3 separate regions of the Homo sapiens genome follow, and regions 1 and 2 are each linked to region 3. The links are chromatin loops, found by intact Hi-C in ENCODE. Cell type or tissue: PC-3. All regions are shown on one strand.

What was found. Hi-C counts contacts between places; a loop is a spot of excess contacts. Peaks named below come from ENCODE experiments on the same cell type or tissue, not always from the same donor. Only the 100,000 strongest peaks of a DNase experiment are listed, where the experiment ranks them.
Region 1: it touches region 3 in a loop (7-fold over the local background); 2 of 110 quality-filtered maps call a loop at or near these places.
Region 2: a loop joins it to region 3, with 6 times the contacts of the local background. A loop is called at or near these places in 2 of 110 quality-filtered maps.

Annotation. Positions count from the first base shown.
Region 1 is chr1:207,200,968-207,208,967 of GRCh38, forward strand. All of the region lies in intron 1 of LOC107985251 (a long non-coding RNA gene), which reads right to left. Among named protein-coding and RNA genes, the nearest start is that of LINC02942, 35 kb to the right of the region's middle. In PC-3, no CTCF peak of the experiment used is centred here; a DNase peak (open chromatin) is centred at 4,264; H3K27ac peaks cover 1,607 bases.
Region 2 is chr1:207,301,894-207,309,893 of GRCh38, forward strand. LINC02942 (long intergenic non-protein coding RNA 2942) reads left to right here. Exons shown (of 4, transcript NR_186170.1): 3 at 1-14; 4 at 6,574-8,000. All of the region lies in intron 1 of LOC107985251 (a long non-coding RNA gene), which reads right to left. Among named protein-coding and RNA genes, the nearest start is that of CD55, 16 kb to the right of the region's middle. In PC-3, no CTCF peak of the experiment used is centred here; DNase peaks (open chromatin) are centred at 1,198, 3,088 and 7,958; H3K4me3 peaks cover 350 bases; H3K27ac peaks cover 3,743 bases.
Region 3 is chr1:207,389,122-207,397,121 of GRCh38, forward strand. No RefSeq gene overlaps it. Among named protein-coding and RNA genes, the nearest start is that of CR2, 61 kb to the right of the region's middle. In PC-3, no CTCF peak of the experiment used is centred here; DNase peaks (open chromatin) are centred at 1,140 and 4,660; H3K4me3 peaks cover 960 bases; H3K27ac peaks cover 4,608 bases.

The DNA of each region.
Region 1 (8,000 bases), 190 kb before region 3:
AAGAAAACCAAGGCAATACCATTCAGGACATAGGCATAGACAAGGACTTCACGACTAAAACACCAAAAGCAATGGCAACAAAAGCCAAAATAGACAAAAGGGATCTAATTAAACTAAAGAGCTTCTGCACAGCAAAAGAAACTACCATCAGAGTGAACAGACAACCTACAGAATGGAAGAAAATTTTTGCAATCTACGCTTCTGACAAAGGGCTAATATCCAAAATCTACAAAGAACTAAAACAAATTTACAAGAAAAAAGCAAACAACCCCATCAAAAAGTGGGCAAAGGATATGAACAGATACTTCTCAAAAGAAGACATCTATGCAGCCAACAGACAGATGAAAAAATGCTCATCATCACTGGTCATCAGAGAAATGCAAATCAAAACCACAATGAGATACCATCTCACGCCAGCTAGAAAGGCAATCATTAAAAAGTCAGGAAACAACAGATGCTGGAGAGAATGTGGAGAACTAGGAATGTTTTTACACTGTTGGTGGGAGTGTGAATTAGTTCAACCATTGTGGAAGACAGTGTGGCAATTCCTCAAGGATCTAGAACTAGAATTACCATTTGACTCAGTAATCCCATTACTGGGTATATACCCAGAGGATTATAAATCATGCTACTATAAAGACACATGCACATGTATGTTTATTGCGGCACTATTCACAATAGCAAAGACTTGGAACCAATCCAAATGTCCATCAGTGATAGACTGGATTAAGAAACTGTGGCATACATACACCATGGAATACTATGCAGCCGTAAAAAAGGATGAGTTCATGTCCTTTGCAGGGACATGGATGAAGCTGGAAAGCATCGTTTTGAGCAAACTATCACAAGGACAGAAAACCAAACACTGCATGTTCTCACTCATAGGTGGGAATTGAACAATGAGATCACTTGGATACAGGGTGGGGAACATCACACACTGGGGCCTGTTGGGGGGTGGGGGCCTGGGGGAGGGATAGCATTAGGAGAAATAGCTAATGTAATCGATAAGTTGATGGGTGCAGTGAACCAACATGGTACATGTATACCTATGTATCAAACCTGCACATTGTGCACATGTACCCTAGAACTTATAGTATAATAATAATAATAATAATAATAATAATAATAATAATAAAAACAAAAAAACTAAATATGCAACGACAGGTGAATGGATAAGCAAATTGTTTTGTATCCATACTAGAGAATGGCTGATTTTAATGTATGTGATGCCAATGAGTTTGCAGGATTCCTAAACATTTGAAAATTGGCTTTCTGTGAGCTGGTATATGCTGACTGTAGCACACCACTGGATATAAATAATGTATATATGAAAAAAAAAAAAGAGCAATGGGCAGTGCAGCTGAGAGAAGGCTGTCTGCCAAGAGGCAGGGGCTGGAGAGAAGTTCTACAGGGTCATGCTGGAGGGGCTATGTGTGGAATGAGGTATTTGGGAATAGGATGTTGTGCCAGATAGTGGTTTGTGGCTAGAATTTCTCAGAAGAATTGCTCTTCCCCACCCCAGGGCCCCCTCCTCATTGTTGCTAACCTATCTTCTCAGGACTCCACAAAGATGAAGCCCACATGTCAGTCCTAAGCATATTCCCAAGGCTTCCATCTGATTTAGTCACTGTTCCTTAATATTAAAATGGCTTGAGCAACTGTCATACACGTGAGGAGAAACCCTGTATCAATCCTTATGTCTCTCAGTACTCTGGCGTCTATTCCTTCGAGTCATCACTTTTTCTGACTGTTGCTTCCTGTGAAGTCTCTTTCTCATTCTTATCTCAGCTTCTCTGGCTGTCTCTTCTCTCTCTGTACATAGAACTCCATGGGGGAATACCAGCCTCTTTGACTTGATTTCTGCAAACACACTCCATGGAGGCAATGGTGTATGACAGGCTATCATTGAACCTCAGCTATAACAGAGGGGCTTGAACTGTTAGAGAAGCCCACTTAACATTGAAGCTGTCTGTTTATGGTCTTGAAAGCCATTGCCTGCTCCATCTGCTAGGAATTTTTTTTGTTGTTGATATTTATTTCGGGTTCCCCTGAGACAAGGATTTGTGAGCAACTGGTTTCCTTGGAAGGGGGTCTCAGAAAGTACTGATGGGCAGTAAGATGGGAAAGGAAGGAAAGCAAAAGAGGAAACATTGTTGAGGAGGTTCTCGTACTGCTAAGAGGGGCTCAAGCATGCTGAGAACCCGCTGAGAGCTGGTGGCACACTCAACTCTGAGTTGTTCTCCTCAGGATGAAGACCTGGGTATATATCTACCTATTCTCTTCCCTCACTGGTGAAGTCTTGCTCTAGCAGCAATGGCTCCCAGACATGAGGGATCCACACTATTGGTTCGTTGAGCAGGCTCAGAGGATGGGGATCATGGTTAGGCAGACAGACATGGGTAGCCAGTGGCTCCTAATGGGCTGTCTATAGCAACCTCCAGAGTAGGCCAAGGGCACAAAGGTAGGGAAAAGATGGTCTCTTCTACAGTTGCCTTTTCTGTGTGGTCCTATCTGTTGACAAGTTGTTCTAGTCTTCCACTCTCTCCCTACTCATATCTCTCACTTCCCTTTGCCAGATCCCTGAAACATTGTGTTTTTCATTGCCTCTAATACAATTGTAAAATTAAATTGATATAATAGCTTTCACGATTTGAGGTCTGCTTCTGGGAGGTATTAATATCTTAGCATTTCTGGCCTTCTCTGTAAGAAGGCAGAGTAGCTGTCAATGGTTCTGGTAAGAGCCTGGTCTAAATGAAGCAGATTTGGGGAAGTTGGAAGTTGTCCAGAGTGTGCTGAAGTGGCAGGGCCCTAATGATATTAACAGGACATTGACAGGGTCTGCTACACACTATAATATACAATGGATGCCCCCAAGTCTGTAGGCTCACCTCCTTGCCCTGTCTTTGCTTCTTGGACTCAAGTTCTCCTCTTTCTTGACTTATTCATTCATTGTACTGGAACACACCCTCCAGGAGCCACCTAAGAAATGATGCACAGGAAGTAAAATTTTGAGCTCCAACATATTTGAAACTGTCTTTATTCTCACACTTGGTTGATAATTTGGCTGAGTGTAGAAAATTGGGTTAAAAAAATTTTCTTTTAGAACTTTTAAACAGTATCTTTTTTTGTATTACAGTTTCCAATATTATAGTAGAAAAGCCAGAACCATTTTAATTCTTGATCATATAGGATGTTTTTATCCTTGTTTTTCTGTAGGGAAACTCATATTTTATTCTGAGAAATGTTGTTGGTATAGTTTTTTTTGTCTTCTTTATATTTTTCTCTTATTTTTAGAGAAATCTTACTGGTCAGATATTGATCCTTTTTGTCAATCTAGTAATTTTCTTAAATTTTCTCTCTTTTTCCCATACATCATCTCTGTCTCATCCCTTCCCCACATTCTTTGGGGATCATTTCTTGATTTTGTATTTTAACCATTTTCAAAAATATTCCCTTCATTTAAAAAAGTATTCTGTTTTTTATGGATACAGTGCCTACCTATATTTCTCAGAGGATATTAATAATAGTTTCTATGGAAGTTCTATTCTGCTCTCTGCAAACTTCTGTTGATGATGGTTCTAGGTTATATATTCATTTTAAAGAGTGAGACCCATATCACTGATTATTTAAGTTCTATGTACATGGTGAGATTGGGCAGTGAACTACTTTTTTCTTATTGGCAGTTGTAGCAGAAACTGCTGATTGCTTCCCAGTATCCATTTCCCCTACTTGTTTAGGTAATACAACTACCCTCACCCCTTTGAATATCAGCAGGGTATCCGCTGCTCTGTTAGATGCTCCCTCGGAGTAACCTCCCAATGTGCACAACTTCCTAGTTACTTTCTTAGGAAAGAAGTCACTTGCTTTCTTTTCTTTTCTTTTTTCTTTTTTTTTTTTGAGACGAGTCTCGCTGTGTCGCCCAGGCTGGAGTGCAGTGGCGCGATCTTGACTCACTGAAACCTCTGCCTCCCGGATTCAAGCAGTTCTCTGCCTCAGCCTCCCGAGTGGCTGGGATTACAGGCGCCCACCACCACGCCCGGCTAATTTTTTTGTATTTTTAGTAGAGATGGGGTTTCACCATCTTGGCCAGGCTGGTCTTGAACTCCTGACCTTGTGATCCACCCGCCTCGGCCTCCCAAAGTGCTGGGATTACAGGCGTGAGCCACTGCGCCCGGCCCCACTTGCTTTCCGCTTCCTCTTTCCCCCCGCGGTGAGCTGAAGTGCTGGCAAGAGTGATGGTGAGTCAGCCTCTGCCATTCTGAGGACAGTTCCTGCGGATGCTAGAGTAATGAAAGGGAAAGCATTTGGCCCTTGGATGACCTTGTCAACTTGGGTCAGAGCTCGTGACTGTTCTGAATGCACTTCCATCTCTGGACTGTCATATGAAAAAGAGATAAACTTCTGCCTTGTTAGCCGTTGTGTTTGAAGTGTGTTTGTTATAGCAGCTTAGCCTATGCCCTAACAAATTCAGAGGGATACCCAAATATCAGTTTTTACTGGTATCTCTTCTGTTCTGCCCAGTTTCTCTGGAGAATGATTCTCCAGTCTCCTGCCTGCTTATTTATTAACTTGAATTTCTATCGTGCAACAAAGAAGATTACTGCTTCTATTTTCCTGTGGAACTCCACTTCTCCCTCCACCTAGCACCCTGTTTCTGCTACAACGTTACTTTTGTATTGTCAACTTTAAAGCATTTACATTCTTTCTTGAAACAATTGTTCCTATTTCTAGAAGGCAGAGTCATCGCATTCATCAACTGCTTTTAGGTGACTTGTTTTTCCTTCTATTATGACTAGTTTATCTTTGTATTTGCCTCAGAGGTGTGTATACAGGATGTGCTTAATAATTATATCATGGGCAAACAGTACATGAAATTATGTGAAATACTAACTTGGTACTAATACAGTCCAGCAGAAGGTCAATTACAAAATTTCTGCTGCCAAATATTCTTCTCTGACTATAGGGAAACAAACTGTAAGTATGTGATTCAATCTCTCTCCAGGCTTAAAAAAAGAGCCTAGGAAAAAGGAAGCTGCTTAACTAGAAACTTTCAGATGAAAAATTATATGTGAATGGTGACTATGGGTTGAGCTGCCATTTTGTAATGTGGGAAATTAAGGTTCAGAAAAAGAATAAAGGTTTCCAATCCAGAAATAGCCCTGTGAATAGCTATCAGTCCTGTGTTCACAAGACTTTTACCAAATTATCAATTTTCTAGACACTGATAATTTTAAGTTTAAAGATATGATAAATTCTTCCTCATTGTAAATATTAATATATAACCAATAATGGATATTTATACTGAAAAAAATTTTTCCAAATTTTATTTTTCCATTTTTTATGTCTACCTCAGTACCCAGTAGAAGCTTAATAATTTCAAAAAGTTTAAATATATTAGTTTGTAACAATATTTATAACTTAAATGTGCTAAAATAAAAATGGAAAATCAAAGTCATGTAAGAGAGATAAATTTCCCTAAATTTAAATTTATACAGTAATTGTAATTGAGTTTATTTTGAGTCAAATTAAAATGGGAACTATAATGTATCACATATTTACATTGTTTGACAAAAATAAACATATCAGTTCTGCTTACAGGAGAAACATTTTTTCTTGTTTTGAAAATAGAAAGCAATTTTCTTGCATGAGTTATTTTACAAGGGACAGTGAATAACATAATATATAATGCCTTTAACTTCAGTTGATAAGTTCTTCAAAAAGCTAAATATATCAATCCCCTATAAAACTGAGATGATGAGACATGTTGGGGGGTGGAGCCAAGATGGCCGAATAGGAACAGCTCCAGTCTACAGCTCCCAGCGTGAGTGACGCAGAAGATGGATGATTTCTGCATTTCCAACAGAGGTACCGGGTTCATCTCACTGGGGAGTGTCGGAAAGTGGGTGCAGGACAGTGGGTACAGCGCACCGAGCATGAGCCGAAGCAGGGCGAGGCATTGCCTCACCCGGGAAGCGCAAGGGGTCAGGGAATTCCCTTTCCTAGTCAAAGAAAGGAGTGACAGACGGCACCTGGAAAATCAGGTCACTCCCACCCTAATACTGAGCTTTTCCAATGGTCTTAGCAAATGGCACACCAGGAGATTATATCCTGTGCCTGGCTCAGAGGGTCCTATGCCCACGGAGCCTCGCTCATAGCTAGCACAGCAGTCTGAGATCAAACTGCAAGGTGGCAGCGAGGCTGGGGGAGGGGCACCCACCATTGCCGAGGCTTGAGTAGGTAAACAAAGCAGCCAGGAAGCTTGAACTGGGTGGAGCCCACCACAGCTCAAGGAGGCCTGCCTGCCTCTGTAGACTTCACCTCTGGGGGCAGGGTATTGCCAAACAAAAGGCAGCAGAATCCTCTGCAGACTTAAATGTCCCTGTCTGACAGCTTTGAAGAGAGCAGTGGTTCTCCCAGCACACACTGGAGATTTGAGAACGGACAGACTGCCTCCTCAAGTAGGTCCCTGACCCCTGAGTAGCCTAAGTGGGAGGCACCCCCGAGAAGGGGCAGACTGACACCTCACATGGCTGGGTACTCCTCTGAGACAAAACTTCCAGAGGAATCATCAGGCAGCAACATTTGCTGTTCACCAATATCTGCTGTTCTGCAGCCTCTGCTGCTGATACCCAGGTAAACAGGGTCTGGAGTGGACCTCCAGCAAACTCCAACAGACCTGCAGCTGAGGGTCCTGACTGTTAGAAGGAAAACTAACAAACAGAAAGGACATCCACACCAAAACCCCATCTGTTTGTCACCATCATCAAAGACCAAAGGTAGATAAAACCACAAAGATGGGGAAAAAACAGAGCAGAAAAACTGGAAACTCTAAAAATCAGAGTGCCTCTCCTCCTCCAAAGGAACGCAGCTCCTCACCAGCAATGGAACAAAGCTGGACAGAGAATGACTTTGACGAGTTGAGAGAAGAAGGCTTCAGATGATCAAACTACTCTGAACTAAAGGAGGAAGATCGAACCCATGACAAAGAAGTTAAAAACCTTGAAAAAAAATTAGACGAATGGCTGACTAGAATAATCAATGCAGAGAAATCCTTAAAGGACCTGATGGAGCTGAAAACCAAGGCACAAGAACTACGTGATGAATGCAGAAGCCTCAGTAGCTGATTCAATCAACTGGAAGAAAGGGTATCAGTGATGGAAGATCAAATGAATGAAATGAAGTGAGAAGAGAAGTTTAGAGAAAAAAGAATAAAAAGAAATGAACAAAGCCTCCAAGAAATATGGGACTATGTGAAAAGACCAAATCTATGTCTGACTGGTGTACCTGAAAGTGACAGGGAGAATGGAACCAAGTTGGAAAACACTCTGCAGGATATTATCCAGGAGAACTTCCCCAATCTAGCAAGGCAGGCCAACATTCAAATTCAGGAAATACAGAGAACGCCACAAAGATACTCCTCGAGAAGAGCAACTCCAAGACACATAATTGTCAGATTCACCAAAGTTGAAATGAAGGAAAAAATGTTAAGGGCAGCCAGAGAGAAAGGTTGGGTTACCCTCAAAGGGAAGCCCATCAGACTAACAGCTGATCTCTTGGCAGAAACTCTACAAGCCAGAAGAGAGTGGGGGCCAATATTCAACATTCTTAAAGAAAAGAATTTTCAACCCAGAATTTCATATCCAGCCAAACTAAGCTTCATAAGTGAAGGAGAAACAAAATACTTTACTGACAAGCAAATGCTGAGAGATTTTGTCTCTCAGGCCTGCCCTAAAAGAGCACCAGGCCTGCCCTAAAAGAGCTGCTGAAGGAAGCACTAAACATGGAAAGGAACAACCGGTACCAGCCACTGCAAAAACATGCCAAATGGTAGAGACCATCGAGGCTAGGAAGAAACTGCATCAACTAATGAGCAAAATAACCAGCTAACATCATAATGACAGGATCAAATCCACACATAACAATATTAACCTTAAATGTAAATGGGCTAAATGCTCCAATTAAAAGACACAGACTGGCAAATTGGACAAACAGTCAAGACC
Region 2 (8,000 bases), 87 kb before region 3:
ACCAAACCCCAAAGGTGGGTACTGGAGTATCCTTAAATTGGGACAGATATTCACACTGCAAAGGTTTGAAGAAGCAGGAGCTCTTGAAAGGTAGGACTGATCTGTAGCTCTGTAGGACAACGGACCAATGCTATTAAATGGGATCTGACCATGAGGGTACCTCTTGAGAATAAGTTGACTTTTTTCTTATTTTCTCTTGGACTATGGTTACCAGTATATTTAGCCAAGTGTTTTTGTTATTGTTTTTATTTTATTTGCATTTTTAATTTCCCTCATATAATAGAGTATCTACCACCAACTCTTCAGAAAAATCTAATACATCAGGATAGCTTTACCTGATACCATTGCAAGGAATAACTGTATGAAGTTTAAAAAAAAAGTGTGGCCTGCCTTACATCCACCCCTCTGCTGAAACCCAGGCGGGACTTTGAAGAGGCTGTACCCAGGTATTCAGGGAGGCAGCCAGCAGTAAGGGAGGCTTTTCCTTGATGGAGTTTGGAAAGAAGAGGAGACTCAGGCAATGCATGAAAAACAACTTCCAGAAGCCTGAGAGGCAAAACCTTCCTTCTCCTAAAAGTCTAGGGAAATTAAGCTTTTAAGAGCATGTTTGTAGGAAGGCTGATGCTCGCCTTACATCTGCTAATTAGAAGGGGAAATCTATGGAGGCTCAGTGAAAGGTGTATTGAGAGGAAGGGTGGAAACTTGAGAAAAGCGAAAAAAGTGTGAAATAGGTGAGGGGGAGGATGGGACAGAGGGTTGATGAAGAAACATATACTGTGTTCAAAGTTCAGTTAAGATGGTGTAGTGTCCATTTGGTTGTCTTATTTTCTCCAGCAGATCATCTGAAGATTTAGAAATGGGCAACAGTAGGGTTCATCTACCTCTGGCATTTTGCCAGGCACATACAACAGAAAAATGAGATAGGAAAGATAAGGGCATTGAAAAGAAGGAGGAAGTGATGGGCCATAGAATGTCAATCTGGAGAGGAAGAAATGAAGACAGACAGGAACTGAGAGGAAGATACAAAGTAAAGAATCTATGAGTTGGAAGATCTCAATGAGGACAAAGAATGATAGGTTGAGAGTCATTTGATTAAAGTTTATGCAGAGAGACTGATGTTTGAAAAAATGTTTTTGGAGTTGGAGCAATTCCAGACAATGACATCTTCCAGGGTGTGTCTATGGGAATGACTGGCTGACATGGAGGAGGTCCATGGAAGTTAGTAAGTCAAGGCAGTAAGTGACCAGAGTATCAAATAAGGATATGATGTCATCCTGAAAATGGGTGGATGTTGGACAGACAGGAAGACTCTGAGGGTGTTGAAGTTTTTATAAATCAAAAGCAGGGTTGAAGAGAGGTCAGTACCTAACAGCAAGCAGAAGGTGTTGAACAGTAGCATTGCTCAATGGAACAATTTCCACAGAAGCTGGGAAACTTTATACGAGAGGGAAGATAAGAAATAATCTGAAACTGACAGAGTGGAAAAAGCATAGTTTTCATTTACTAATAGAAACCACAGAACTGGTCAGGCTGGATATCGGGGGAAATTCAGCCAGATATCGGGCAAAATTCACCCCCGATATTTCACGTAGGTTCTTTTCTATATTCCCTAAATGTCGGCCGGCCTGAGAAATAAAGGGAAAGAGTACAAAAGAGAAATTTTAAAGCTGGGTGTCTAGGGGAGACATCACATGTTGGCAGGTTCCGTGATGCCCACTGAGCCGCAAAACCAGCAAGTTTTTATTAGTGATTTTCAAAAGGGGAGGGAGTGTACGAATAGGGTGTGGGTCACAGAGATCACGTGCTTCACAAGGTAATAGAATATCACAAGGCAAATGGAGGCAGGGCAAGATCACAGGACCACACGACCAGGGTGAAATTAAAATTGCTAATGAAGTTTCGGGCATGCATTATCATTGATAACATCTTATCAGGAGACAGGGTTTGAGAGCAGACAGCCGGTCTGACCAAAATTTATTAGGCGGGAATTTCCTCGTCCTAATAAGCCTGGGAGCGCTATGGGAGACTGGGGCTTATTACATCCCTACAGCTCGACCATAGAAGACGGCCGCCCACCGAAGCGGCCATTTTAGAGGCCTACCCTCAGGGACGCATTCTCTTTCTCAGGGATGTTCCTTGCTGAGAAAAAGAATTCAGCAGTATTTCTCCCATTTGCTTTTGAAAGACGAGAAATATGGCTCTGTTCCACCTGGCTCACTGGCTGTCAGAGTTTAAGGTTATCTCTCTTGTTCCCCGAACATTGCTGTTATCCTGCTCTTTTTTCAGGGTGCCCAGATTTCATATTGTTCAAACACACATGCTCTACAATTTGTGCAGTTAACGCAATCATCACAGGGTCCTGAGGTGACATACATCCTCCTCAGTTTACGAGATAACAGGATTAAGAGATTAAAGTAAAGACAGGCATAGGAAATCACAAGGGTATTGATTAGGGAAGTGATAAGTGTCCATGAAATCTTCACAATTTATGTTCAGAGATTGCAGTAAAGACAAGCGTATGAAATTATAAAAGTATTAATTTGGGGAACTAATAAATGTCCATGAAATCTTCACAATTTATGTTCTTCTGCCATGGCTTCAGCTGATCCCTCCATTCGGGGTTCCTGACTTCCCGCAATAGCTGGATTGGTATTTTTTAACCATTTCTTTTACTTTAAATGGAATTTAAATATAATTTAAATTTTAAATGGAAAATGAACTATAATCTGGTAAATGGCATGCAGTTTGTTACCTTGCTTGCATATTTTGTCTTATTTTCTGCCCTTTGAGTTTATGTTAGTCTTAGGCTCTACATCATTCTTCTCTATGCCTGATAGAATGGTTTGTTTGTACCGCCCTGCAATATATTTAATATTATGATGGGACATATTATGTACCATGCCCAGATCCTATGACTCACAATTAATAGGAAAGATTAAGAGACATTACTCATTCATTTATAGCTAAGTGACGTGTTATTTTATTGTTTTATTTATTTTATTATAAGCCCATAAGATGATGGCTGTTACGTACATAACACCTAGACCAAGATTGCTAATCAAAGGAAAGGGAACTAAACTAAATCTCTGTTCTTGGCAGCGTCACTCATTGTCCATTCATTCATATGTTTATTGACTCTATCTTATATGTCATGCACTGTATTAGTTGAGCGGTAATATGACTCATTCCTAAGCTTTGTCCTTGAGAGGCCATGGTCTAGTGGCAAAAACAATTACAGATATTTGTTAAATGTTATAATAGAATATTGTTCAAGGTGTGTGGGAAGGTTACGGAAGACTTCCTGAAGCTGATAATAGTTAATCTCCATCCTGAAGTAAAATGAGTTAGGCAGGTATATAAATAAATCACATCTTAGGTAAAGGGCAAAGCAGCTGAGGTGGAAAGGCTGGAGCCTAGGCAAGCAATGCACATCACGTTCTGGAAGCAGCATGCAGACTGCCAGTTTGCACCCTCCACACATCATATCTGCTTATCCTGAAATTACACTGGACTTTGTGGATCCTTCGCAGCAGAAAAGGCTTCACTAAGAAACACTGAAACATATTCAGATTTCAGCTGCTAAATTAAAACTACTGACATTTCTCAAAGAATCTGGTTTGTCCATTAAGTGCAAGCTGATATCATCACAGAAATTTTTTATCTTGGGAGCACCTTTTGGAAACTTAGACTCCAGTTACGTATTTGAAATAGCGAAAACCTTTGTCAAACAGCCCTTCAATCCGATGCAAAACCATTAGTGCTTTGTGCGCACATTGGGCAACTGTGATCCTTCAGGATTGGCTGCTCTCGAGAAAGAAAACTCCCTATGGGCCACCACACCCCCTACTTTATCCATGGGGAAGCAGCGGTATCAAATGGCCAATGGTCCTAGTTCCTGGCACAAAGTAGAAGCATGATAAACATTAGTGATTAAACATATTAAACATGGAAAACATAAAATTAGTGATTAAAAATTAGTCTAAATCCATGTCTTACCAGGTGGATTGTTATCTCCAGCAAACCCTGGGCCTTGAATTCACTTTTTGTCAAGGAATTTTATTAAGAAACATGAGTCATATCTGAATATTTTTAAAAATATAAATTACAAGTTAATTGGCTTTGCAAAAGACATATGTTGATGTACTTTGTTGCATTTTAGGTAGCATTTTGGTTAAGAAGAGCCCCCTCTTTAAGCCATTTAAGAGGGAAAAGCTGATTCACAGTTTGCCTTATTTGCTAGGTATTTCTATTCCAGGGGCAAAGAAGATTATTCAACATATACTTCTGTTCTCTATTTTGACATATCCAGTTTTTCCAAAGTTCCTAGCCAGATGCTAAATTCATATAGCTGATAAAGGAGTCTCTGTTCTTAAGATGATAATAGAGAGCATTTCATGAAATGGTTAAGCAGTAACACATATACATAGTATATGTATATATATATATAGTGACTTCTGTTGAAAAAATAAGTGACTATTCGTATTTATTTTCACTCTTTCTCAAAATGCCACTAAAATTACAGTGTCATTTTAACTAAAATTAAAAATAATTTTTTAAAGGCATAAAAACACAAAAGAATAAATGGCAGAGGAGATGCAGAAAGGTGTTTGAATTGTTACCGATTTAGCAGAAAGTAGAAAGCTAAAACCTTCCTGCCTGTAGCCAGTCTGTTTATGCTGCAGAACCCCAGAAAGGCTCAGAAATTGGAGGCACAAAGAACCTTTGGAGATTAGGAATTAAACTGAAAATAGGAGGATCAGTTGAAAGTGTATATAAAGTCGACAGACCTGAAGGACGCTTCTCATATGCAGAGCATTTAGGAGACTATTATCATGCTTTTACTTTCTGCCAGGAACTAGGACCATTGGCCATTTGATACAGCTGCTTCCCTGTGGATAAAGTAGTGGGGTGGGGTGTGGTGACCCGTGGGAAGCTTTCTTTCTCGAGAGCAGCCAATCCTGAAGGATCCCAGTTGCTCAATGTGCGCACAAAGCACTAATGGTTTTGCTTCTAATTGAAGTGCTGTTTGACAAAGAAGGTTTTTGCCATTTCTCCTATCCAGAGAAGAGGCAAGGGGCATTAAATGGAAAAATCAAAATCAGAGTAGTTCTCAACTCTAGGAAAACTGACAGTGAAAGAAGAAGGGTAGGAAAGGCAAACATTGAATGGTGAGACCTGTAACTCCCTGGTGAGACTAAGATCCCAGAATGTTGGTAGCCAGGCTTATACCTCTCTGTTCCATTCCAGGTGAGACTTCAGAGGATTTCTTTTTAGGGAAATGAATGAGACTAAGAGAAAATACTTTTAGATGCTAACATATGGGGTTGTTTCCCACACTGTCAAGTTCCCAACCCAATAACCCTACACTGAAGCCAACCAGGAAACACACACAGTTTACAACTAGCTTGTTGGAGTCTCATTTGTAAATATTGAAGGAAACATTATGGATCATAAGATGCTTGAGGAGGCCTCCAACATGAAATACAGAGAACAAAACTAACAAACACGGACAAAAAGAAACTCGGAAGACAGACAATGCAAACAGAAGAAGAAAACAAACCACCGTCAAAACAAAGCAAAATCCTGTATATTTAATATCATCACATATAAAAGAAGATATTATATATGTTAAATGAGTAAATAATGCTGGTTAAAAACATTCAGAGAATAAGTAAGAGCTCATGGAAATTACAAATATTACAGCAATAATAAAAGTTCAACAGAAGCACTGGATAAAAGTTGAGAAATTTTAAGAAAATATAACAAGATGAGAAACAAAAATAGAAAAGATACAAGGTTTAGAGAACTAATAGGAGTTCTAAGATTAACAGTCTGACACTTTGGGAGGCCGAGGCGGGTGGATCATGAGGTCAGGAGATCGAGACCATCCTGGCTAACAAGGTGAAACCCTGTCTCTACTAAAAATACAAAAAATTAGCCGGGCGCGGTGGCGGGCGCCTGTAGTCCCAGCTACTCGGGAGGCTGAGGCAGGAGAATGGCGTGAACCCGGGAAGCGGAGCTTGCAGTGAGCCGAGATTGCGCCACTGCAGTCCGCAGTCCGGCCTGGGCGACAGAGCGAGACTCCGTCTCAAAAAAAAAAAAAAAAAAAAAAAAGAAAAAAAAGATTAACAGTCTGACTAATAAGAGTTCTAAAAAGAGTATACTGAAAAAAATTATCAAAATAATAATATAATAATAGTTTCCAAAATTGGAAGGCACAAATTTCTAGACTGAATGGTTCAGCATAGTGAATGGAAACAGACTAACACAAGGCACATTGTGATTAAAATTTCGGAGTTCCAAGTTTAGAGACAAAACCATAACTTTCAATAGAATAAAAGTGAATCAAACATAAAGAATTAAGAATCAGAATGACATTAATATTCTGAAAGTAATTCTGAAATTAGATGTCAATTGGAGAAATGCCTTCAAAATCCTAAGGAAAATGGTTTCAACTTAGATTTTAAGACCTAGACTAACTATCGATCAAGTTTGTAGGCAGAATAAAAGCCTTTTCAAAATTTAAAAAAATCTAAAAAAGAAAATTACCTCCCCATGCCCCTTTTTTTCCAGGAAGCTATTGGAGAATACACACCTTCGAAATGCGGAGAAATATAAGAAAAGGAAGACAAGAGTTCAAGAAGCCAGGCATCCAACAATAATAACTAAAGAGGCAAGGTAATTCTCAGGATGATGTAACAGAAAGTCCAGACTGGTGAATGACAATGAAGAACTACAAGAGGTTTGTACTCTGAAAAGAAGAAGGAAAAAAGTGGAACTCACAGTTTGTCTAAAGTTTTTGACCATGTTTCAAGGAAGTATATGGTTCTGTGCAAAGTTAGCAAAAGGTACATTAAAAAAATGAGAAAACAACAAAATCAGGCAATTACCAACTAAAAGTATAAAGAATTTGGTACAAAAAAGGAAATTAATAATACACTACATGCTAACTTGTTAACAATTTTTACATAGTACCAATACAATAAATACAATGTTAATTTCAAACTGCAATTAATTATGCTGGAAGGATGTGGGAGTGTTAAGAGAGTTAAATTAAAATCTTCATAACAGGAAGTCAACAGATAATACCTACTGAATATTTCTACTTTTTGGAGGGATGTTGGGTTGGGGAACTACTGTTTCATTTCCTTAAAGTACTATTTGGCTTTTTAAATTGCCTGTACACATGCATATGCATACATAGTCTAAAGTTAAATTTTTAAAACCACATATAAAAGCCATGTGGGAAAAGAATTATTGTGAATGCTTAGTAAAAGAATGTATGCACAGCACATAATACAATGTTGATACATCATAGAGTATTAATAAAGTCCCCAAGATTTGCCTGCTTGGGATAGTCTTATTAACAAAAGTTAATCTTGTTAATAAAACAGTCAACAAATATATAAATCTTTACTCATCAGTCCCTAGTAAAATTTTCCAACTGTTGTGGAAGATATAAAGAAATATGAAACATAATCCTTACATTAAAATACCTTCTAATAAGTTATGGCAGTTAATATTTAATTGGTGTTATATGTACAGTAGGCACTGTCCCAAGTTCTTTACATATTATCTCTTTTAATTCTATGAGATAGACATTATTATCTCCATTTTATTATATAAATGAGGAAACTGAGGCACACTAAAATGAAGTAACTTGTCCAGGTCATGGAGCTCATAAGAGAGGGAGGTAGGATTCCAGTCCAAGCAGAAGGCGAGGGAGTCTCAGATTGCTTTATAATCTAATTGAGGGGAAGAAGAAACAGAGCTAAACAACCTTATATGATTTAAGGAGGAGTTCAACATAATACTGGAAGAGATGTCACAAACTAATGCAAGCATACTTTAGGGGAAATTGCTGTATTACACTAGGAGATCAGAAGAGAGTGCAAACCCTTCAGACTGATAGCCAAGGAAGCATTTAATTGGACCAGCTGGCTGGGGAGGGCATTCCTTGTAAGTGAATCAACACGCAGAGGTGGTAACCATAGCATGCC
Region 3 (8,000 bases):
TTCAGTAGCACAATAGTGAAAATATCGTATATTTAAAAATAACTAGAGAAGTGGATTTGGAATATTCCCAACACAAAGAAATGATAAATGTTTGAGGTGATGGATATACCAATTACCCTGCTTTGATAATTATACATTGTGTTCTTGTATCAAAATATGACATGTACACTATAAATATGTACAACTATTATGTATCTATAAAAATCAAACATTTTTAAAAGGTAAGAAATAGTTCTCATTAAAAATATCACTGAGATTATTTTTCCATTATAAATTATGTTTCAAAGAACCCAACACAATAAGAACATTCAAAACTCATTTGCAACTTCTGTGGAGGTTTTATCTCTAACCCTCTCTCATTTATTTTATCATACTTTTCTAGCTTTAAAACATATTTCCTTTAGATGTCCTGGGATAAAAAAGACAGAGGTCATGTACCCGTTTTGCTTTATATTTAATAAATCTAAATAGAATCAACTGCTAATCATTTCCTTTTACACCTAATGCTTTTATATATACAAAATTATTGGATCAAGGCAAAGGATTCTATAAGGTAGGGAGTGATTCCCTAAGTTGGGCTGTGTATCAGTGTCACTTCTTCAGACATACAGATGCCTGGTATAAAAGTTGGTCACATGAATTGGGTCATTTTTATCATATCCAACTAAAACAGTCAATTGGCCAGGGGGAAAAAGCATTCAGAACACATAACATTGATCAAAGAATGCAATTCTATGCAAGCCTGGTTGCTGAAACTGCCTTCTGTAACCTGAAATTGGTTTTTCTAATTACTGAAACAACCTGCTGTGACTCTAAGACTAGTTTTACCCAAGGCTGTCACTCACCAATCAGAAGTTGCCAGCTCCCCCAAACTTTACTAGTGCCAATAAACTTTCCTACAAAATAATATGCAACATTTCTCGTTTTTGTTTTTGTTTTTTTATAAAACCTCTAACCTCTTTGTTTTACAGACATACCATGGACCACCCAGTCTGTGTGTATGCCCCAAATTATAAGTCTTGCTTCCCAAATAAAACATTTTAAATTTAGAGATTCATCTCTAGTTTTATTTGACTTTGACACTAGTCATAGATCCAGATCACCTGAGTTAGATTTTCCAGTGGTGAAAAATAAAAACTCATGATGTGTCACAGGTGACTCACATATAGCCAAGTGTGAGAGCCACTGTTTTAGACATGAGTATATGCACAGAATGAGTAGCTGCTTACATGTAATGAGTATATAATGAATAGCTGTTTAAATGAGTAGAATGTTTTAATGTCTTCTATTAAAGTCTGAAATATTCTGATAGATTTACCAGAGGTCTACCTACTCTAATTTCTGGATACAAGATGCTGAATTACAATAAATCAGTATTTATGATGTCACTGTAATTGAGTTTGAAATCTAATTAACTTTACATTTTTACATTTTGCCAAATATTGCCAAGTCTATTTTTAACATTAAATGCTCCTGGCTCAGTGATATGGAGAAAAATAACATCTTAAATCATTCAGTAAAACCTAATTATAATTTTAATAAATACATTGTCACTTTTATCAAAGTAGGTTATTCACTAAAATTTTAACCTTTATTAGTTTGCTTAGAATCTTAATGAAATAATAAATCAAATGTAGTATTTTACATCTTAAAATTTTTAGTATTTAAAAAATCTTGGAAGCAATTAATATAAGAAATTTTTATATGTTGACACCAATGGTTTATAATTATTGGATTTTATTTTTCTTGACATGATTATAATAAAAGAAACTTAGTAGTAGTGATCTTCATTGTTGTAGTTGCGGATTTGTTAAAACTCCTTTCTGGTAGGTAAAATAAATCAGCCCATTTTAGCTTTAGGAAAATTCAATGTATATGTATGTGAAGGGTGTTTTATAAGGATATAGGAGTCTCACAGACCCCACTGACAGTACTATAGCTGCCTTCAGATGGGCAGTGGAGCCAGGCCCTGGAAGGCAGTCAGGGTCTTCTCTGCATCTTTCTTCTTTTTTCTCTTTGGGTGCCTGCTTACATTTTTGTTGCTTGTTGTTGTTGGTTTTTTTTTTTTTTTTTTTTTTTGTCGTTCTTTGGACTGTTCTGCTACATTGTCTGTATACAGCAGGAGACATGATAACCAATTGTTTCCAGGTGTTGCATTTCTATTCAGGAGATACATCCAGACAGAAGCTAGAATCTCTTAGACATAGCCAAATTCCAGGAATTTAACTCTAGTACTGGTCAGTGAAGGGCCAAGCAACCCTGAAGTCAGTTTCTATGGCTAGAGTCATAAGGTCATCATGAAAAAAAATTTCAGCCAGAATCCAGTCTGGTAACCTTGTAGATTGCCTAAGTCAGTTTCCAAGGAAGAAGATTACTGGCAGAAAGTTTAGTAGATGTCCACTTGTATTAGTCTGTTCTCACACTGCTATAAAGAACTACCTGAGACTGCATAATTTATGAAGAAAAGAAGTTTAAATGACTCTTAGTTTTGCAGGCTTAACTGGAAGCATGACTGGGAGGCTTCAGGAAGCTTACAATCATGGTGGAGGGTGAAGGGGAAGCAAGCACATTCTCACATGATGGAGCATGAGAAAGAGAGCAGGAGCAAGGGGGGAAGTGCCACACACTTTTAAAACCACCAGATCTCATGAGAGCTCACTCTCTATCATGAGAACAGCATGAGGGAAATCTGCCCCAATGATCCAGACATCTCCCACCAGGTCCCTCCTCCAACACTGGGAATTACAATTCAACATGAGATTTGGGTGGGGACACAACCAAATTATATCACCACTTCCAAGCCTAACTGAACGCATGTGGCTAAAGGGTAACTTTTCTTAATGTTTTGGGTATACTTCATTATTTAATGTACACATTGATGCTGGATTAATATTTAGGGGTAGAACTTCAACAATGTTATTTTTGGAACTTTTAATAAATTGAAGATTTCTCTACTTAAATCTCTTGAACTATCTAGAGAATAAATTTCAGAACTGTATCCTTATTTAATAATTACTAAAATCTGGCTCTAGCCTTCCAATCAAGTACTATTTTGCACTCCTCCTTGTTTCTTCAGCCAAACTGGAGAACTCCTTAATCACAACCCACTCTCCATGCTTTAGCTATCTGTTTAGTTCACTCAAAGGGTCTTCCCACTCATATACTAATATGCCCAAATCTTATACATTTTTCACAGTTGAAATGTCAACCCCTACAATGACCAACTCCTCACACCAAAAGGTGGCATTATTCTATCATTAAACAGTAACTTTCCTACTGTGTACCTTCACGGCTGCACTAAGGAAACAGTACTGAAGATGATATGCTCCTTTCCTCAAGAGGCAAGTGTTAGCCCTATGAGTATGGGTTCAAGAAAAGGAGCAGCACATGCAAAGCCCTGGGGGTCAGAAGAAGCAAGCATAGCAAGATAAAATGTATGAACCAGGCTACAGAGTAGGTCAGACATGTAAGCAGAAACTATTAATACATAAGTCATTTTAGATAGCCTCTACTTTGTCATGAAGACAATGGTATAATCAGTCATAGAATACTTTGATGCAGGAAAGTAAAATGTGCCCTTGCAATGGTTTCCAAGCTATCTACACAAACTAACAATCATGCATATTCTGCAAATTATAGCTTGATCATCACTTTAAAATACTTAATATGAAAATACTTAATATGCATTATCACAATAACCATATTTATTATTGCAAGAAAAAGGAGAGCTGATAGATTAAGTGTGATTTCAAGTGCTATGACTTGTCAATAGCTTAAAACAGGCTAAATTTTGCAAAAAGAGTGTTTCATTGACAGTGACCATCAAGAATATAAGATCTTCATTGAAGGCTCTTGATCAGGAATTATATGGAGCATTTTAAGCACAAAACTCTATATGAAAAGTCACATAGAACTTCCAATTTCTAGTTCTACATATAAGGAGATGGGAAGTTACCACTTTGTCCTAATAACAAGTAAAACATATCTTAATAAATCTAAAAGAATATAAATCATATAATGTCTGCTCTCAGACTGCAGTGGAATTAAACTGCCAATCAGTAACAGAAAGATAGCTAGGAAATCCCAAAATCACGGGAGATTAAACAACACACCTCTAAGTAACACAGCAAAGACAAAAATAAAAGAGCAAAAAAAAAAAAAAAAAGACATCTCAAGGGAAATTTTAAAATATTTTGAACTAAATGAAAATGAGAGCATGACTTACCAAAAACAAGCCAAAGGCCTTACCAAATGCTTTACCAGAGAATAAATACAGATGGCAAATAAGCATGTGAAAAGATGCTCCACATCATATGTCCTTAGGAAAATGCAAAATCACACAAGGAGTTGTCATTGCACACCTATGAGAATGGCCGAAATCCCGAACACTGATAACACCAAATGCTGACGACGATGTGGAGCAACAGAAACTCTCATTTATTGTTGATGGGAATGAAAAGTGGTACAGCCACTTTGGAATATAGTTTGGCAATCTCTTGCAAAACCAAACAATCCAGCAATTGTGTTCATTCGTATTTACCCAAAGGAGTGAAAACTTATATCCACACAAAAACTTGCATACAAATGTTTATAGCAGCAGCTGTTGGAGGCGGAAAGAATGAGGGTTGTGATCAACTCAGTATGCCACTGGAGGCTGTATGAGTAAGCAGCAAACTGTTTCTCATAAATGCAGAATGTTGGCAAACTGACAAACTGCATATGCCACCCAGAAGGAATGCTGAAGGCAGTCACGCCCCTAATCTTGTGATTAAGTACATCTGAAGTCTGTTAGTAATAACATGAACCTGTGATCAATTAAGCAGCTGACCAATCGTTACCTTCTCCTCCCTGCTCTTGCTACCCAATAAATAAGAAGGGCTATAGAAAGCTCAGGGTTGCTGCCTTTGCTCACTAGAAGCTGGGAGCTCTCTTCTTCTTCCTCTGACCCCTGCCTTTAAAACAGTTTTGCTTTTTTTTTTTTTTTTTGAGATGGAGTCTCGCTCTGTCGCCCAGGCTGGAGTGCAGTGGCGCGAACTCGGCTCACTGCAAGCTCCGCCTCCCAGGTTCACGCCATTCTCCTGCCTCAGTCTCCCGAGTAGCTGGGACTATAGGCGCCCACCACCACGCCCATCTAATTTTTTGTATTTTTAGTGGAGACGGGGTTTCACCATGTTAGCCAGAATGCTCTCGATCTCTTGACCTCGTGATCCACTCGCCTGGGCCTCCCAAAGTGCTGGGATTACAGGCATGAGCCACCACGCCCGGCCTAAAACAGTTTCTTTTGTCTTAAGTTTTCATTTCTACGTTCGTCTGTCTTCATTCAGTCTTGACGGTCTCAAGTAATAACAGTAGTAACTGTTGTAGTGACAGTTTCAAGAAGTAATTGTGGCAGTCAGCCACAAGCAGCTTTATTCATAATCATCAAAACTTGGAAGCAACTAAAATGTTTTTCAGTAGGTGAATGGATAAACTTTGGGACATCCAGACAATGAAATATTATTCAGTGCTTAAGAAATGCGCAGCGTGGTAAATGGATCCAAATCTTTGAAATGAAGGGTTTTTTTTCTATCAACTAATGAGCAAAAATGTTGCTTTTCAACCATTTCTGATTTTCACAAACTTCACATGTTCCTTATGCATTAATTCAAGAATGGTTAAAAAAAAAAAAGAAAGAAAAAGAAAAAAAGGAAGGAAGGGAGAAATGAGTTACCAAGCCATGAAAAGACATTGAGGAAACTTCATTAATTTAAAGACGCCAATTTGAAAAGGCTACATGCTTATGATTCCAAGTATATGACATTTTGGAAAAGGCAAAACTATGGAGACAGCAAAAGGGTCAGATGTTGTTCGGAATCAGGAGGTAGAATGAATAGGCAGAGCACAGAGGATTTTTAGGGCAGTGAAACTACTCAATGTGATAGTACTATAACGAAGGGCTTGGGTTTACTATCTGGTTTGCATGGTTTTGTTGGATCATTAGCTGTTGTCATGTAGATAAGAGGCTCACATGTCATTACACATTTGTCCAAATCCATAGACTGTACAACACCAAGAATCAACCCTAATATAAACTGTGGACTTTGAGTAATAATGATACGTCCATGTAGGTTCATTGATTGGAACTAATGTACCACTCTGGTGGAGAATGTTGATAATAAGGAAGGCTATGGATGTATAGGGGCAGGGAATACATGGAAACTCTCTGTAACTTCTGCTCAATTTTGCTGTGTACCTAAAACTACTCTAAAAAGTAAAGCTTATTTTCCTTTTGCTACGCAAAGCAAAGAAAAAGTTATATAAAACTCTACATAAGTGATAACACTGATGCTTCTCATTTAAAATTTTAAAAATCTTTGGAAATTTTATATAATTCAATATATGAGGCCTTTCCTAATTCATGTTTTTTAAAAATAATGGCTATATGATATTTTTAACATAATGAATTCTTTTCATCAAGCCTCAAATAGGGGCGCCAAAATACTTCCCATTTATCCCAGGATGACATAGACATATCACTGTTTTCTATTTGTGCTCAGATTGAAAACAGTTGAAGTATTTGGGGGAAGAAAGAAATCCAGACCCAAAGGAATACACCATTTCATAAATACAGAATTAACTGATTTTGTTAACTGAATAAAGCAAATATGATTCAAGTAGAAATGCATGTAGGTAGCCAGCAAATGGCTACAGATCTACAGAGTATCATCTGTTTTTTTAATATAAAATTTGAGTTATTTTAATGAACTGAACTCTCACTCATACATAAAATGCCTTTCTCAGGATTCGGAACTCTGGGTTTTTACACTCTCTTTCTCCTTGCTAATTCAAATGCAAGAAAGGTACATTCCTCCGACATCTTGCAGAACTCCTTAGGGCATCGGAATCACAGCAGGTCAAATGGCAAATGCAGAAGCCAGAGGCAGAAGGAAGATGGGTGTGTTCAGTGGCCTGTCAGAAGGCAGGTGGCTGATTGTCTCAGGGATTAGCAGGGAGTGAAATGAGCCCACGGAGGTGGTAGGGGCCAGTAATAAGGGTTCTTGAATGTCACCTTAAGAATTCTGAAAGTGATGAGAAGGGCTTCAAAGTCATGCAGGCAGATGAGCCCTCAAAATTGGGGTTTAGCCTAGAAGGGTTCTTGGCTTTGCCCAGGAAAGAATTCAAGGGCAAGCCGGTGGTGTTAGACAGCAACTTGTACTGAAGTGGCAGTGTACAGCAGCAACAGAGGTATTGCTCCTTGCAGAGCAGGTCTACTCCACAGGCAGTGTGCCCAGAATAGCAGCTCAGAGGCAGGGCTGCAGTCATATTTATACCTATTTTTAATTATATGCAAATTAAAGGGTGGTTTATGCAAAATTTCTAGGATAAGGGTAGTAACTTCTGGGTTGTCAGGTCATTGCCATGGAAAAGTTTGGTAGCCGCTGGGCGTTGCCATGGCAATGGTAACTTGATGCACTGGTGGGGTTCTTATGGATAGCTGCTTCCACCTGGGTCCTGTTTTAGCTAGTCCTCCATCTGGTCCAGTGTGTGAGTCCCCACCTCCAGAGTAGATTCCCACCTATTATCTTAAAAGGGATAGTTCCAGGGGGTTACAAGATAACATTTGACTTTTAGATTAAAAACAGGTTGTTCTCCTTCATCATATAGTCCTCAGATGGTGATTTCAGTGTTAGAGGACTGGGTCGCTTGAGGTTGCTATAGTTGATTGTTAGAATACTGGGAGTAAGGAGGTATTTAGTGGGCCAGTGAGGAAAAAGTAAGACCCTAGTAACAGAATATGGCTAGTTGAAGGCTTTTTTTCCTTACAAACACAACTCCCAGCTCTCTTTCTTGTATGTAGGGTGTATCTGTAGATTGGTATCTTGGCCAGTTTCTAGTGCCCGCAGAGAAACATAGCTCTGCCAGCACCTTGATCTTGGACTTCAAGCTTCCAGAATTGTGAGACAGTAACTTTCTGCTGTTTAAGTCCCCAGTTTGTAGGACTTTGTTATGGCAGCCCTAAC